Regions from separate parts of the Mus musculus genome. Here region 1 is linked to region 2. The links are chromatin loops, found by intact Hi-C in ENCODE. Cell type or tissue: gastrocnemius. All regions are shown on one strand. Links, peaks and the distances in the headings refer to the core of each region. The heading gives the core; the rest is flanking DNA.

Region 1 (7,948 bases), core at 1,386-6,385, 590 kb after region 2:
CTGAACCGGAGGGAGAACAATGAGAGGTGAACGCCTATAGGTAACAGGTGGGCTGTTCCTTCTCCAGTCAGAAACCAGGAGACAAGAGACAGGTGGAGGTCTGTGCCTGCAGTGGCATGTGCGGCCACACGGAGCATCCTGCCAGCCGGGCAGAGCTGGCTAGTGACAGCCTAAGTGCTTCTGAGCTCCTGCTAGGAGAACTCAGTCTTCTGCTTACCTGGTTTCCTCCATAGTCCCTTGTTTGCAGAGAAATTTCTTTTAAACAGTGTCAGCCTGACCCAGCTGAAGGGAAAGACTTTCTATCCACACCAGGACTTGACATTTTCTGTGTGTTCCATGGTAGTGGTGTCAGAAATGGCAATGTGAACACAGGGGTAGGTAACATTTCCAGAGGGGGACAGAGATGGCCATTACAGCTGTCCTGCCCTCTCAGGCTGTCCTCCCTTCTCTGCTCAGACCTTGGGGAGTTTGTTTGTTCATTACTTCCTTATTTGGGCATCAGGCTCCCTCTAGAGGGATGCTGGAATCTAAATAGGCAGCCAGACACTTTCCAAATTATCAATCATGGTGGGCAGTACTTATCTACCCTTCACCCTCCTCTACAAGCAGGGCTTCCACGTCCTCTCCTTACCTTGGGTCCCAACCAGAGCCAGGGCCAGACCTCCTCGCCCCTCCCCCCGGAGGGAGCTCAGCTGCCCATGGAGACGGCTCACAGCCTGGAAGCTGCTCTCATCCTCCAGGCTGAAGACGAAGATCACAGCATCTGCCCAGCCTGAGAACTTGCAGGGGACGAGAAAGCAATCAGGGGTCACACAGGCCCACTCCCTCTGGGTACCATTCAGGATCTCCTAGCAAGCCAGGGAATGAGTGCTTCTGAATACCGACCCTAGGCAGCCTGCTGTCGCCACTGCCTCACCTTGGCATCGGGTGCCCCTGCTTCCTCCCGGATCAGCACCAGATGGGTCTGCCCATCCACTAGCATCTCCTTCTTGTACTGCTCACCTGCCCAGAAGAAGTTTAATGGGTCAGAGGGCAGCTCACCAGACCTCCTCACAGCCCCTTAACTTTAGCTCTTGCTTGGGCCTTGAGTGCCATCATGGTACCTGCCCAGGCACTAGCTCCCAGCCTTAGCTTACTGTGGCTCCTGAAGACTTACTCTCAATCTTCTCCAGCACCTGGTATGAACCCGTGAGGAATCTATGGATGAGGGACGACTTCCCACTCCTGACATCACCCAGCACACCCTAGAGGAGAGACGTGGCACAGAGACAGTAGGAGTTACCAAAGGGTAAGATGCTGGGTCTGTTCATGACCAGGGACTGGGCAGTGTCAAGCCATCAAAGGACCTTCAGAGCTTCCAGTCAACTGAGAAGGGTAGGGCATGCCATGGTAAGAAATGGTTCCACAGCTGAAGCAGACCACAAACTGAGCAATGCCTAGTTTGCTGTGTGTGTTGCTTAATCACACATTAAACATGTTTGTGCAGCAAGGCTTAGGTCTAGGCGTTAACTGCATTTGCCCAGTTCTTGGCAACAGAACACCAAGAGGTTTTGTTTGTTTGTTTGTTTTGTTTTTTAAGCTAGAAATGAGAAGCTGGGACAAACTGAAAGTGACTTAGAGAAGCTGTGAATATGTATGGAGCAGATCCCTCAATACTGCTCTGATGCTAAACTCAAAGAGTTCTTGGTTTCATGGAGAGGAACAAGGCGAAGCAAAGCAAGAGAATTAAGAGTTCCTGGGAGATGTAAGCCTTCCCTGCATGCAAGCCAAGAGACTGGGCTACCTACCAGGCGCAGTTCGGGAATTGATCGGCTCAAAGTCCATTCCTGGCTATTAACCACAGCCTCTGGAAAGGGAAAGCTACAGTAAGAAGGGAGAGTCTGGGCTAGGAGGACTCCTGTCCCCTGCCACTCTCTTTACTGAGGGGCTCACCTAACCCTGAGTGAGGACCCTGCCTGCAGTGGCTCAGGTCTGAGTGGTCCCCAGTCCTCCCATCCCAGCCGCTCTCCCCACAGCTGTTGCCACCACTCAGTGGTTGCTTAGCAACAGAGCTAGCAAGACAAAAATACTTCAGTTGGCATCTCCCTTAAACACATCCCCAAACGTGGGTCCTTGCCCCAGACCCGACTAAGACTTTACTAGCAATGGTTTCCCTACACTACAGAGAATAGAGTCCCCCCTCACTCTCCCCCCCCCGCAACATTCTTGGAGCAGATCCAAGAGGGAAGGCCTGGGTCCTAGAATGGAATGGGTCTTCTTACATCTCCGTTTCACACAAGATAGGTGAGGGCTTTCCTGCCCTTTTTCAAGGTCAGTGGTACAAGTAGTTCTAACCCCTGTCCATTGCCCAAGGGAGACAAAACTTAGGTTTTCCTCTGCCTAGACCTCCATGGCCTCCGAAAGAACGATGGGGGTAAAGCGCCATTCTCAAGCAGAGAGAGAAACCACAGGCCTGGGGAGAAAAGATTCTCCTTGCACCCGCCGGGTCCAGCCCCCGCGCCTGACACTGGCCGGACGTTCCCGGGGCGCCGCAGCTGCGGCGGGAACTCGGGGATCCGGAGCCATCTGCTCCCACCCGCTCAGAAGCCAAACCCCCCGGGGCCGCCCCCGCTTCCAGACCCGCCTCCCCTCCGGGGAATGTGAGCGGAACCGAGTCGTCGGTCGCACCCCCTCTCCCAACGCGCCTGTCTCTACCAGTTAGAAAATAATAATAAAGGCACCCCACGGGAGGAAAATTAAATAAATAAGGCGACCTCTTTGTATGGCCTCCCAAGTCTCCCGGGATAAGAATTGTCTTAGCAGCAGTTCTGCCCCCTGCCTCACACCGGGGTCAGCCCCGGGCGGGTTTCGGCGCCGCTGTGGGGCGGGGGTGGGTAGTGCGGGAAGCCAGGCTTCCTATCTGCCCCCTCTCAGTTCACATTTAAATCTGCACGTTCCAGCCCACGCTCGCTCAAGAACCGCCCAATCCACCTTCAGTGCGTGGAAAAGCAACCAGCCCGCTGTCAACCCAGGAGACCTGTCTCTGGCGAGGAGCTGCCAGCAAGGTCACTGCCACACCACCTGTGCCTGTTACTCAGGGGAAACTGAGGCTTCCACAATCCCTGCACCTCCAACGTCCCTCCAACACAAGCAAAGCTCCTATCGCCTTGTTTGCAGAATCCAACCAGAGCTGGGATTGGGGCCTGAGGCTTCTGTGGGAGGATTTCCTACAGTTGGCATCAACAAGGCCATCATCTCCAGGAAAGCACAGACTCGCTCGGAAAACACCCATCTCAGTCTCCTGGCTTCAGGACCTCTTCCTATCCTTGGCCCCATCCTTTGGTAGAGGAGCCTGCCTCCTCCATCCACCCAAGAGCAAGGCACCCCTCATTCTTACACAGTGTCCCCTCATCCCAAGTAAGCAATCAGGTGTCTCAGGCCCTGACCCTCCCTACTCACTAGGGGAGGTGCGTAGTTCTGCTCCCAGCAGCTCCCTGGACCCGCTGCTGGAAGACAAGCCTTGGGGTCCGGGAAGGGGCCCTGGACCAGGAGGCCCTCCTGTGCTCTTGGTGAAGATACCGCTGATAAACTTGAGCATCTTGCGGTCACGAGTGGACGCTCGGCCGCCCTCCCGGCCCCTTTTCAGCCCTGGAGCTGGTGGCTCCAGAGTGATAGGGGGTGCAGGCCCGAGGGGCTGCGTGGAGGTGGCAGTGACAGAAGTGGCTGGAACTGGGATTGCTGGCACGGTGAGCGGAGGAGAGCCGGCACTGGGTCCTGGGTGTAAGTCACTATTGTCCAAGGTCTTACTCTTGCCTTTCCGAGGGGACAACTTCCCTCTGGTTCCAGCCCCAGCCCCGACCCCACCAGAGGTCGTGACTGCAGCGCTCCCTCCCCCGCCGGCCGCAGCGGCAGAAGCTCCAGTCCCGGCGGTGCTCTTTGACCCCTTGACCCTGGGTTTGCCCTCGCTTTCGGGCCATGACAGGCGGCTGCCTGCGCCCTTGCCCCCGCCGGCTTTGGCTCCACTAGTGGTCACGGTCTTGAAAGGCTTGGGAGCAGGTGGAGGAGGCGCCACCTTGAGCCTTCGGCTACCGGTGCCAGGATGCGGGGAGGACGAGCCCGGGACTCCGCCACCCGTCCGGCCTTCAGGTTCCGGACCCCCCCAGCTCGGGCTGCTGAGTAGAGGGCGCCGGGAGGAAGAGGGGGCGCCTCCCGGCTTGGAGTCCGGGCTCAGCCCCCCGGAGAGCGGGGGTCCCGGAGGGGCGGCCCATAGGGACAGTCGGCGGCCCGGAGCCGGGGAGACCGGGCGAGCCGGACTGGCCGGAGCCGGGGACAGCGCGGGGGGCTCCGCACCCCCGGTGCCTGCGCTGCTGGTACTGATCCACAGCGCATCCTGCCGGTGGAAGAGACGCTCGTGCCGCTTCTTGCCGGGTTCCTCCGAGCCTCGGGGGCTGCCAGGATCTCGGGGCTCGGAGCCTCTGGCCCCGGGGGCGCCGGCTGCGGCTGCAGATGGAGAAGGCGGCGGCGGAGGTACCGACTCGAGCTTGACCAGGGTCAGCGAGATGAGGTAGGTCGTTGTCCGGCGCTGAAGCGCGCCCGCGCCCCGGCTCATGGGGCCCGGAGACCCCCGAGCTGGGGAGGGGAGGGGACTCCCCGGGTATGCCTCAGGGGGGCCCGGCCATGGGGCCGCCCTGCTCGCTGCCCCCAGCCCCCGGACCCCTCTGAGCCCCCGGCCCGGCTCCGCTGTCGCCGCCGCCTCCGCCGCCTCCTCTTGCGCCCCCCTCCCATCACATGGGGCGCCCCCTCCCCATGCTCCCCGCCCTGCGCCCCCACCCCCTTGGAGCCCCGGGACCTTGGTGCTGCTCCAGGGAGGCGCGCCGGATCGTGCACCCCGGTCTGGGTGGGGGCGTTGAGATGGGCGGAGGAGGGTGGAGAGGACAGTAGTGGGGGCAAATGGGGATGAAGGGAAAGAGGGTAGAAAGGGGGACAGGGGCCTGGGGGAGAAGCTTGGGTGAGGGGAAGGCAGGGGCGGGAATGCGGACTCAATGGGCAGAGGCCGCAGATGCAGTGGGAAAGGGGGGTCTTGAGGGTAGAGACTAGTGGGGCTGTCTGTGCGGGGGATTCGCAGGAGCACGGGGAGGATGCTAGGGATGGAGCTATTGGAGGCGGTGAGGGAGGAAAGAGGGAACGGGAGGAGATAGGAACCCACGGGTCTGGGGTCTGGGAGGGGAGGGGCGTGGATCCTGGAGAAGAGTAGGGGGGGGGGTTCGCCCGGGATCGGCTCGGTCCGGATGCGCGTTGTGTCCGGGCGCTCCCCTCACATTGAGGAGGAGGCGGCCCGCGGGCCCCCCCACCCCATCTCTCCTCCCCCCCCCCCCCAACACCGCTGTCTGCTAGGGCGGTACAAAATCCAGGACTGGATTTCCCTCCCAAAACCTGGACTGGATTTCCTGGTACTTGGAGTCACCTCCACCAACTACCTAGCCCCCTCATTTCTCACACCATGATTAGGGGACACGAATGTGGACTGTGACATTTAGGGACAAAGGTAAAAAAAACTGAACTATTGGCTGGACAGGTACAGGAACAGAGAGAACTCTTTGTCCCCGTCAATTCTGGGGAAGCTGAAATGGGCTATCCCTTCCCAGGGCCTTTCCCCTTCCCCTCGCAGGGTACCTGGGTGAGTCTCCCTTCTCATCACCCAGCTCCCTCTCCCACCCCGCTCCCACCCTATACTGAGTACTTGCACTGCGCCTTGAACTCATTGTCCCAAAGTGAACTTGGAAAGTGTCCCCAGGGATGGGGACAAACAAGGAACTTAGAAGGGTAGGGAGGGGGAGGGGGTTTGCCTCTGGAGGGGAGAAGCTTGAGGGCTTCTGAGCCCAATCAGCAGCATGAGTCAAAGGCCCAGCTCAAGGTGGAAGAAATACATCTACCGACTGACACCCCCCCTATTCCAAAATGCATCTAGTCTCCATAGCAACCGTAGCTCCAAGAGTGCCTCCGAAGCAGCAGCAGGGATAAGCGGAGAGGAGGGATCAGTGTGTAGGATGGGTGGGAGACCAATCAGGGGATGCTGGTTAGTGAAGGCCTTACTCTCACACCTGGATACCCACCTGCGGGGGGGGGGGCGGATTTTGCTCCCTGGACACAAGGAACCCCCTCAGCTGAGCCAGCGGGAGCCAGCCTTTTAGGTGTTTCCATTCAGTGTCCTGAGGTCTATGTAGCCCGGTTCTTACAGCAGGTGTGTGTGTGTGTGTGTGTGATGGGGGTGGGGGGAGGCAGAGCGAATGGACACCATTTGTGCTGTGTCCCCACCCCTTTGGGGGCTTTAGAGTTCAAGGCTTTGTCCTCCAGAGGGGCAGAGAAATATGAACAGTTAAGCCCTTGCAGAAGAGAGACTGAGACCCCATGGAGGGAGGAGAGATGCTGGAAGGAAGGAAGATCTCCCTGAAGCCTTGGAGACCCCTGCCCGGGATCTGGAGAGTCTCCGCGGTACTTTGATTTGGCGTCCCACCCTCTTGACGCAGCCCAGACTATAATAAGTGCTGCCGTGGGCGGCTCTTGGAGGCAGGAGCCAGCACCGTGTTCTTCGGCCTGGTAGGGGGTAAGGGTTGGGGGCTGAACCGGGATGCCAGGAGTCCTTTTGTTCTACAGAGACTCATTCCCACTCTCTCCCAGATCCCATCTTTGAGGTCAATGGTTTTTTTTTTTTTTTTTTTTTTTTTTTTAGGGATTGCCCATCAAACATCCTCAGGGCAGGAGACCCACCCTAATTTTTCCATGAAGGAGACAATTTCATAAATGAGAATTGTTAGCTTTTTAGTATTTGGGGGTGGAGTGGTCTCAGTTCGCCTTCATATTTAGTGTGAAAAGAATTCTGTCTCAGAAGAGAACAAATTACTTAGGAAGAGCACAGCTTTGCCAGGTGGTGCACTCTTTTGAGGAAGCTGAGGCAGGAGGATGACTCAAAGTTTGAGGACAGCCTGAGCTACACAGAGAGTCCAAGGGGAGCCCGAGATAGAGAGCAGGACCCAAATTCAGACTCAAAACAAAAACAACAACAACAACAACCCCCCCCCAAAAAAAACCCATAGTGTCGGACTGGTAGAGCCCTTGCCTATCACGATAGGAGGCCTGGGGGCCCTAGGTTTTATCCCCAGCAACACACACCACACACAAAGATACAGAGAAACGTCTATCAGCCTCCACTCTCTCCTTACCCTACTTTCTTTCTTCCTTCCTTTCTTTCTCTTCTTTTGGATAGCTGAGTCTAGGACTTGCTCTGTAATCGAGGCTGCTCTAGAACCAAGGTTGTGAGATTATGGTGCTAGGGACACTGGGGTGCCCCATCACACTAGCTCCCCGCCCCCCCCCCCCCAGGACTAAGAGAATTCCTTTGCCTGGTCCCAACCCCATGCTGTTCCAGACAAAGGTGAAATCTAGAGTTTCCCCCACTAGGCAGTCCTGTGGACTAGCCTCCCTAGGACTTCCTTTCTCATCACTGTGGCTATCCGGGAAGATGCAAGTATATTTCCTGTCAGAGGCTTGTGTTCTGGAGCTGAAAGAGACGCTAACTTCAGAAGGGTAATGAGAAGACAGAGGCGTGGAAGCTATCCCACTAAAACCCTAAATCAATCATGCCTGCCTCCAAATTGTGCCCTGGTGTCAGAAGGTGTTTGTTTGTTTGTTTTGACACTCCCTTCCCAAAGAAGTAGCTGGGAGCAGAGAGGTCTGATAACTGGAATGATCAGGGTCTGATGGAGGACGGGCTTGTTTCTCCCTGACATAATTCACAAGCAAGAAAGCCAGCTTCTTGGGAATCCAGAAATGGATGGAGTGTAACAGCCCCCCAGTTCCTCAGTGCTGGGCCTCATGGATGGAGAACAGACTTGCCAGGGCCCCAGCACAGGATCCAAGGCTACAGTGGGCAGGAGGATGTGGCGGATGCTGTTGCCATGACAGCACTTCC
Region 2 (7,948 bases), core at 1,423-6,422:
CGAGCCTCCCTTCCTAGAAGAAACCTTGGAACCTTTGGTGACGCTCTGTAAACCCAGAATCCTGGAGGATGAAGCAGGGGGAGCCTGAGTTACAGGTCAGAGTTACACATGAGTTGCAAAGCAGCCTGCACGACACAGTGAGACCCTGTCTCAATGAAAGGAGGAAGGGAAGCAAGCAAGCAGAAAAGTGTGCTTTAGGTTACTTTTGTTGTTGTTGGTTGGTTGGTTTTTCCAGACAGGGTTTCTCTGTGTAGCCCTGGCTGTCCTGGAACTCACTCTGTAATCCAGGCTGGCCTTGAACTCAGAGATTTGTCTGCCTCTGCCTCCCAAGTGCTGGGATTAAAGGCGTGCACGATCACGCCCGGCACTTTTTTTTTTTAAGTTATTTTATTATTTGCTTATTTGTTTCCAGGTGTAGGTAGCTCCGGTTGTCCTGGAACTCACTACGTAGACCAACCAGGCTATCTTCGAACTGGAGAGATCTGTCTCCCTTGGCCTCCCAAGTGCTGGGAGTAAAGTTCTGAGCCACTATGCCTGGCTTTTTGCTTTCCGTTTCAATCCCCAGTGTCCTGTAAAGGAAATCTCAAAGGAACTGCTGACTGTGCTTAGTATCTCCTTATGTCCTCACACCCCGAGGCCCCATTTTGACAGTTTATTCAGGTGACAGTCCTTCCAAATCCTGTTCTAGGCTTTTAGGCCCTGATCCGGAAAAGAATCTTTCCTGGACATATACTCTCTTCCCAAAAGAAGTCTCCAGTCCCTCTTGAACAATATATTTATGGGTGTTGATCTTAAAGCCACAAGTGAGAGCAAGTGACAGGCAGGCAGGAACGGAAGGGGGCAGTATGAGAGTGGATGTGTGCTTACACGCCTTGGCTGTCTTTATTCTCTGGAGTTGCTACTCCCTCCAGTGGATGTTGGCAAACATCACTTATTTTCCCGGCCACTATTTAACAAGGGAGGGAAAACACGATTTCTTATCAACTTTTAATTTTTTTTTTTTCTGGTCGGGATCACAAAATAAGTTTCTTACCTAGTCCGGAGTTGACTGTCCAGCAGAAAGTACAAAATGAATGTGCTTGAAAGAATGAATAAACTTAGGAACTACGTCCCGCTTAAGCGGATGGCCTCTTATCTTTCCTGGGCAACTGGAGTATAATGACTCCAGGTGTGTTCTCCGGAGCTATTTGGGAGGAGGATCTTAACAGGAGGCCAGTGGTGGCACACACCTTTAATCCCAGCACACAGGAGGCAGAGGCAGGTGGGTCTCTCAACTCCAGGCCGGCCCGGTCTAAGGTGTGAGTTCCAGAACAGCCAGGGGCTACCCTGAGAGACCCTGTCTTGAAAAACATTCAGGTGAACTCTATTCCACTGTACCGAGACAGATCCATCCCTGGGGTGTTTTTAGTAAACTGAATGAGTGGGGCGTTTGCTTTCTCCTGACCTATTTCAGGGCGAAACCCAGAAATCCGTTTTAACTCAGAAATTCAAGAGACCTAGCAGCACCTCGGAGCCCCTCCGTGGTTTCCCCCCTAAAGGGTGTCAACCAGCCCAGGCCTCCCTTCCTGGGGAAGGCTCAGGCCTCCGCCCGACCCGAGCTGTCCGGAGGGCGGCCCGGGACCCGTCAGTGCGGACCGTCCCTGGAGCGTCTCACTCAGCGTCCCGAGCTGCTCCGAGTAACGGGCCGCACCCTCGGGATAAGAAACCACTTTTCCACATTTAACGCCCTCGCGCCCGACCCCTGGGCAGCCGCTGCCCGGGTGGTACCTGAGCCGCAGACCACGCAGCCGGCGACGACCAAGAGCAGCCATGTGGCGCCGCCGCCGCCCCCGGCCCCCCAGCACCGGGGCCCTGGACCAACCGCCGACCACACCGACACTTTGATTCCTCCCGCCATGGATGCCTCACACCGCCTCCTCCTCGCGTGCCCCTCCTCAGCAACTGTCTCCGAACGGGCAGCGCCGGCAGCCAATCGGCTGCGAGACCCGCCCCCACCCCCACCCGTGGAGCAGGCGGGGCCTCGCGCGCTCCGCCCTCCCGCGCCCCTAGGAGCCACACCTCCTAGCAACGCCAATCCTGGCAGTGACGACAGGAAGAGCCCGCCCTTTCCCCGCAATCTGCTTCCGTCCGCGGTTTATTTACAAATGAGATTGATGGAAAGCTTACCCAATAGGAAATCAGAATGAGAGGAGGCCTCCTGGACTGCGTGTTTCCATCGAAACGTCTCTTCTAGTTTTTCTTTCCTTTCTTCCTCGGCCCTTTTATGACATGCTAGCCAGTGGCAACTCTTCACGAGTAAGGTTCTCCCGTGACCGTTTTTTAAGGTAAAATGATTGCCAGCCTGTCTCCAAAGTTCTGAAATATTTCAGCAATAAGTACAGGATTATTGTGCGTTGTCAAGGTTTTGCAGGCATAAACAACGTTTGAAAATGTAGAGATAGAGCTGAGATAGAAACTCTGACTTCGATCCCCAGCACTGCAAGAAAAAAACAAACAGAAAACAAAACACCAAAAAAAAGTATTAATTTGGCTTCGGTTTCCTTTTTTGACTGAAGATGTAGCTAAACTGTGCACAAGGCCCTCGTTTCAATCACCAACGCCACAGGAATAAACTACAAGTCCCGAGCATTTCTGGTTTTGAAACGAAACAAGTGATAATTAAGACAGCTTATCCTCTCCATTTGGGAAAAAAAAAAAAAAAAGCCAAGGCTAAGAGAGAGAGAAAAAACACAAAGTAGGTTCTGAGCTCAAATCTAAGTTCTTTCTGTGGCTTAGGTGCCTCCCAGTACTTGCAGTCCAGGCACTGTGTGTGTAGCACTTACAGAAATTGAAAATTGAAGCACCTTTTTTTTTTTTTTTTTTTTTTTTTTTTGGTTTTTTGAGACAGGGTTTCTCTGTGTATCCCTGACTGTCCTGGAACTCACTCTGTAGACCATGGCCTTGAACCCATAAATCTGCCTGCCTCTGCCTCCCAAGTGCTGGGATTAAAGGCGTGCTTGTAATCCCATCACTTGGGAAGTTGAGAATGAAGGCTTGCTGAGAATTGAAGAGTAGCCAGGATTATAGAGTTTGAACCGTGAGAACCTGTATGTGTGTGTATATACATACATATATATACACACACACACACACATATATATACATATACATATATATATACACATACATACACACACACATATATATACACACACTTGTGTGTAGACACATGTATACATGTATATGCACATTTATACACACATATAGATGGCTTATTGCGATGGCTCGGTTGTGTAAACCTAGAACTCATATGACAGGAGAAAACCAACTTCTGCTCCCACAGGACCTCCATACTGACTCTGTGGCACACAATACCCCCCACACAATTAATGGATCGATTGATAAAAAAAAAAAAAAAAAAAAAAAAAAACTTTTAATGTCAAGGTTAACAGGAGGCGTGTTGGTCCATATCTGTTAACTCCAGCATTCAAAACACTCAGGTCAGAGGATCACAAATAAGATTAGCTTGCACTACACATCTAAAACCAACCTCAAAACAAAAACTTACATTAATGTGAAACAAGGGAAGACTAACAAACTATCCCAGACAAGGGAGCATACGTAAACACGATGAACCACATGTCATATAATATGGATCTTGGAACAGGAAGAAAAAAAAAAGCCCGAAAAACAAAACTGAGATTGCAAGCGTGAGTCACCTCTTCCCTGCCAGTCCGCCCTGCCCATCTTTCGGTCCTGCTTCGGTTTCTGTGAGTACTGTACATATTCTCTGCCTGACCTGCAAATGTCAAGCCATGTAGTGGGAAGGAGCCTTGTGCACCAGAAAACTTGGGTTTGAGCTCAGTAAATATAGACAAAAACTGTAATAGAAGCTGCAGAGCTGACCCCACAGTGAACAGTGTGGCACTGCTCCATCTAGCACAGGACGGAGTTTCTTCCCAGCACCCACTTCTGGTGGCTCACTGCCTGCTGTAACTGCAGAGATTCTAACACCCTCTTCTGGCATCCACAGGGTACTACATTCTCACTGCCTGCTGTAACTCCAGGGATCCTGTCACCCTCTTCTGGTCTCCAAGGGTACTACATTCTGCCTGCTGTAACTCCAGGGATCCTGTCACCCTCTTCTGGTCTCCACAGGGTACTACATTCTGCCTGCTGTAACTCCAGGGATCCTGTCACCCTCTTCTGGTCTCCAAGGGTACTACATAGGCACTCATGACAGGACATAACTGAAAATTAGAACAGAATGAAACCTTAAGCGTGTTTTTTCTTAATGTATGAGTCAGTGAGTCCTATGTATCAGTGGAAGGTAGCAGAAGAGATGATGCAGATATATGGAAAGTCTCTGCTACCTTTTCAGTGCTCAAGGAAGTCAAAGATGGGTTTTTCTTTTTGTGGTTTTTTTTTTAAGATTTATTTATTTCATGTATATGAGTACACTGTAGCTGTATAGATGGTCGTGAGCCTTCATGTGGTTGTTGGGAATTGAATTTTTAGGACCTCTGCTCCGCTCACTCAGGCTCAAAGATTTATTTATTATTATACATAAGTACACTATAGCTGTCCTCAGACACACCAGAAGAGGGCATCAGGTCCCATTACAGCAGGTTGTGAGCCACCATGTGGTTGCTGGGAATTGAACTCAGGACCTTTAGAAGAGCAGTCCACTGACTGCTTACCCACTTACCCACTTACTCTTACTCACTGAGCCATCTCGCCAGCCCATAGATGTGCAGTTTTTAGACAGAGTCTTGGCTATATGACCCTGGCTGTCCTGGAGCTTGTAGAGATGTGGCTGGCATCAAAGTCTGAGTGATCCTTCTGACTCTGCCTGACAAATGCTGGGATTACAGATATGTGTTGCCATGCTGGCACGCCTCGCTTGTCTTCCAGGCCTTCCCTCCCTCTGTCCCTCCCTCCCATTCTTCCTTCGTTTCCCTTTTTCTGGTTTTGCTGTGTTTTTTTGTTTGTTTGTCTTCAGATTTATTTTTATTTCATGTGTATGGGTGTTCTGCCTGCATGTATGTTTGTGCACCAATGGGTGTGATGCATGTGCTGGTTAGAAAAGGTCTGTGGATGCACTGGAACTGAACTGACAGTTAACTGCCAGATGCTGTATAGAACCAAACCTAGACCCTTTGCAACAAGTCCGCCTAACCACCGAGCCATCGCTTCAGCCTGGTCTTGGGCTGTGTGTGTTTGTGTATTATATAAATATTATATATACATATACATTGTATAGATATGGTTTCATGTGCCCCAGGCCATCTCAAATTTCCTATATAACTAAGGACAACTGTCAACTCCTACCCCTAACTCCCATGTGCTGGAATCGCAGGCACCGGCCTCCATACCAGGCCAGGCCAGGCCTTCCCATTCTCACTGCTGGCTGGGCTTTCTCTTTTGTTCTCACTAAAGTCAAAAACAGGTGAACTATTTTCAGGTTTGGGAACTAACTCCATCAGATCACTGACCACTCACCACTGCTATGATGAGACTAGGTTATCTCTAAACATGTTACACTTTCATCACCCAAATGAGTGCTGTCATTCAAAGAGAGCGAGTGAAGCAGTCCATGTCTTTTAGCACTGAGGAGACTCTTCAAAGCATTTCAAGAGTCACCTTTGGTGGCTATAATGCACATTCATTATCTGCAGGTGGATCTGATTTATGCAAATAGCCAAAATACTCAGGCCCAGGCTGCTGAGTGAATAGTGTAAATACTATGTTGGTAAATATGTTTCAGGTTTGGAGTTTTTGATGTTTTTTTGTTTGTTTTTAATTTAGAAGGATAACCTGGCGCACATTCACTATATAAAAGAGCAACCAAAAAGGAGATAATGACACATGCCTCTAGTCCCAGGGCTTGGGAGGCAGAGGACCAGGCAGGGCCAGCCTGGTCTACAGAGGGAGTTCCAGACAGCCAGGGCTACACAGAAAAACCCTGTCTTGAAAATATCCAAAGGAAGAGACAGAGAGAGACAGAGAGGGAGAGAGACAGAGAGACAGAGAGACAGAGACAGAGAGAGGAGAGCAACCGCACGGCCATCTAAGGCAGCATAGAATTACGAAAGAAGTGTTTGAGTAGTAAGATGTAGGAAGAATGGTGTCAGCAAGCCTGAGGAGGGACGCAACCCAACCCCTTGCAAGCTGCTCTTGTTTTCTGTCATAAGATGACTCTAGTCAGATTAGAGGGGCTTGGTTTGGGGCTTTTTGTTTGTTTCTTTTGTGTTTTGGGACCAAAAACAAAAACAAACAAACATACAAAAACCAGCCTCCTACAAGCTAGGCCAGTGCTCTACCATGACACTGTATCCCCAGTCCCCAGAACTAAAAGAATCATGTCTGTAACTTTTTGGATGTAGGAATTCTGAAGGTTTGAAGCCACTAACTGTTTGATGAAGTTAACTGAAAAAGGATGGAAGCTGTCAACTGTTTGATGAAGGTAACAGAACCAATCAATGACCAAATCCTCCTGCGTCTGTCCTGGTCTCCCCTTGCCACTGACCCACCCAGCCCTTGCCATCCTCGCTGGCATTTCCCTGTGGGAAGGAATGGCTTTTACTTTCTTTGAAGCTACCCCCCCTAGGTTTTTGTTGTTGTTGTTGTTTTGTTTTGTTTTCCAGACAGGGTTTCTCTGTATAGCCCTGGCTGTCCTGGAACTCACTTTTGTAGACCAGGCTGGCCCAGAACTCAGAAATCCACCTGCCTCTGCCTCCTAAATGCTGGGATTAAAGGCGTGTGCCACCACCACCCGGCTCCGGCTAGTTTTTTTTAATTTTTTGTTACTTCTTTAAATGTATTTAGGGTTGGAGATACATACAGACCTCGTGAGTCACCAGGCTGAACCTCACACCTTCAGACTTGGAAATGGTGATTCTTCTCACTGACCCCATCTCTTCCTCACCCTCTTTGTAAAAAAAACACCACCACCACCACCACCACCACCACCAAAAACAACAACAAGCCCTCTATTGTGTGGCATGAATGATTTGGGCAGGTGGTCAGAACAACTTCATGGACTCCATTCTCTCCTTCCACCTTTACACATGTCCTGGAGGTTCTTGGGAGCCATCTAGTCACTGTCCTGGTGCCCTCTGGAAAACAGCCCTCCTCTCTCCTAAATGCAGGTCTGTTCCTTCTACTCTGTGTTTGAGTCTTTATGGTCCTACCATATCTCCAAACAGCTATGAAGAAACAACTAAAGGGGATAGAGAGACGGCGCAGCAGTTAAGAGTCCTGGCTACTCTTCCAGAAAGCCTGAGTTCAATTCCCAGCAACCACGTGGTGGCTCACAGCCATCTATAATGAGATCTGATGCCCTCTTCTGGCATGCAGTTGTACATGCAGATAGAGCACTCATTAAATAAAAATCTTTAAAAAAACAAAAACAAAATCAAAAACAAAAACCTATAGCTGGAGAGATGGCTGATCAGTTAAGAGCACTGGCTGATCTTCCAAAGGACCAAGATCAGAGTCCCAGCACTCACACAGCAGCTCACAATTGTGGTGATTCCAGTCCCAGGGGGATCCATCGCCCTCTTCTGGCCTCTACAGGCACTGCAGGCATGTAGTCCACAGAAAGCAAAACAGCCATACACATAAATTATTTTGTAAAAAAATAACTATAATGCCATTCAAAGTTTGATGCTGCTTGATAGCTGACATTCGTCAAGTAGAAAAAATTTCAGAAATGAAGTATATTTAGAAACATTTTGTTGTTGTTTGTTTTTTCCATAGAGTCTCACTATGCAGCCCTGGCTGGACTGTAACTCCCTATGTAGGCCTGGGTTGCCTCAGACTCATAAAACTCCATCCATCTCTGCCTCTCAAATTCTGGGGTTAAAGGCATAGACCACCATGCCTTGCTAAGTAGAAGGAGAATTTTTATTTTTCTAATACATACATATGAGGAGTGTGTGTGGGGGGCGGGGGATGGAATGTGAGT

The links. Peaks named below come from ENCODE experiments on the same cell type or tissue, not always from the same donor. Only the 100,000 strongest peaks of a DNase experiment are listed, where the experiment ranks them.
Region 1: a loop joins it to region 2, with 4 times the contacts of the local background. A loop is called at or near these places in 4 of 42 quality-filtered maps.

The regions. Positions count from the first base shown.
Region 1 is chr10:127,076,262-127,084,209 of GRCm38, reverse strand. It overlaps Agap2 (ArfGAP with GTPase domain, ankyrin repeat and PH domain 2), which reads right to left and starts at 5,303. Exons shown (of 19, transcript NM_001033263.5): 1 at 3,439-5,303; 2 at 1,788-1,846; 3 at 1,157-1,244; 4 at 917-1,002; 5 at 632-779. The coding sequence starts at 4,588. In gastrocnemius, for the core only: a CTCF peak has its summit at 4,370; DNase peaks (open chromatin) are centred at 4,281, 4,807, 5,268, 6,038 and 2 more places; H3K4me3 peaks cover 4,024 bases; H3K27ac peaks cover 4,146 bases.
Region 2 is chr10:127,671,047-127,678,994 of GRCm38, reverse strand. Nemp1 (nuclear envelope integral membrane protein 1) reads right to left here and starts at 1,930. Exons shown (of 9, transcript NM_001113211.1): 1 at 1,768-1,930. The coding sequence starts at 1,897. It overlaps Gm16230 (a long non-coding RNA gene), which reads left to right and starts at 2,236. Exons shown (of 4, transcript XR_872178.1): 1 at 2,236-2,324; 2 at 4,013-4,198; 3 at 6,366-6,445; 4 at 6,627-6,660. In gastrocnemius, for the core only: a CTCF peak has its summit at 4,100 (motif pointing left); DNase peaks (open chromatin) are centred at 2,019 and 4,069; H3K4me3 peaks cover 1,767 bases; H3K27ac peaks cover 2,964 bases.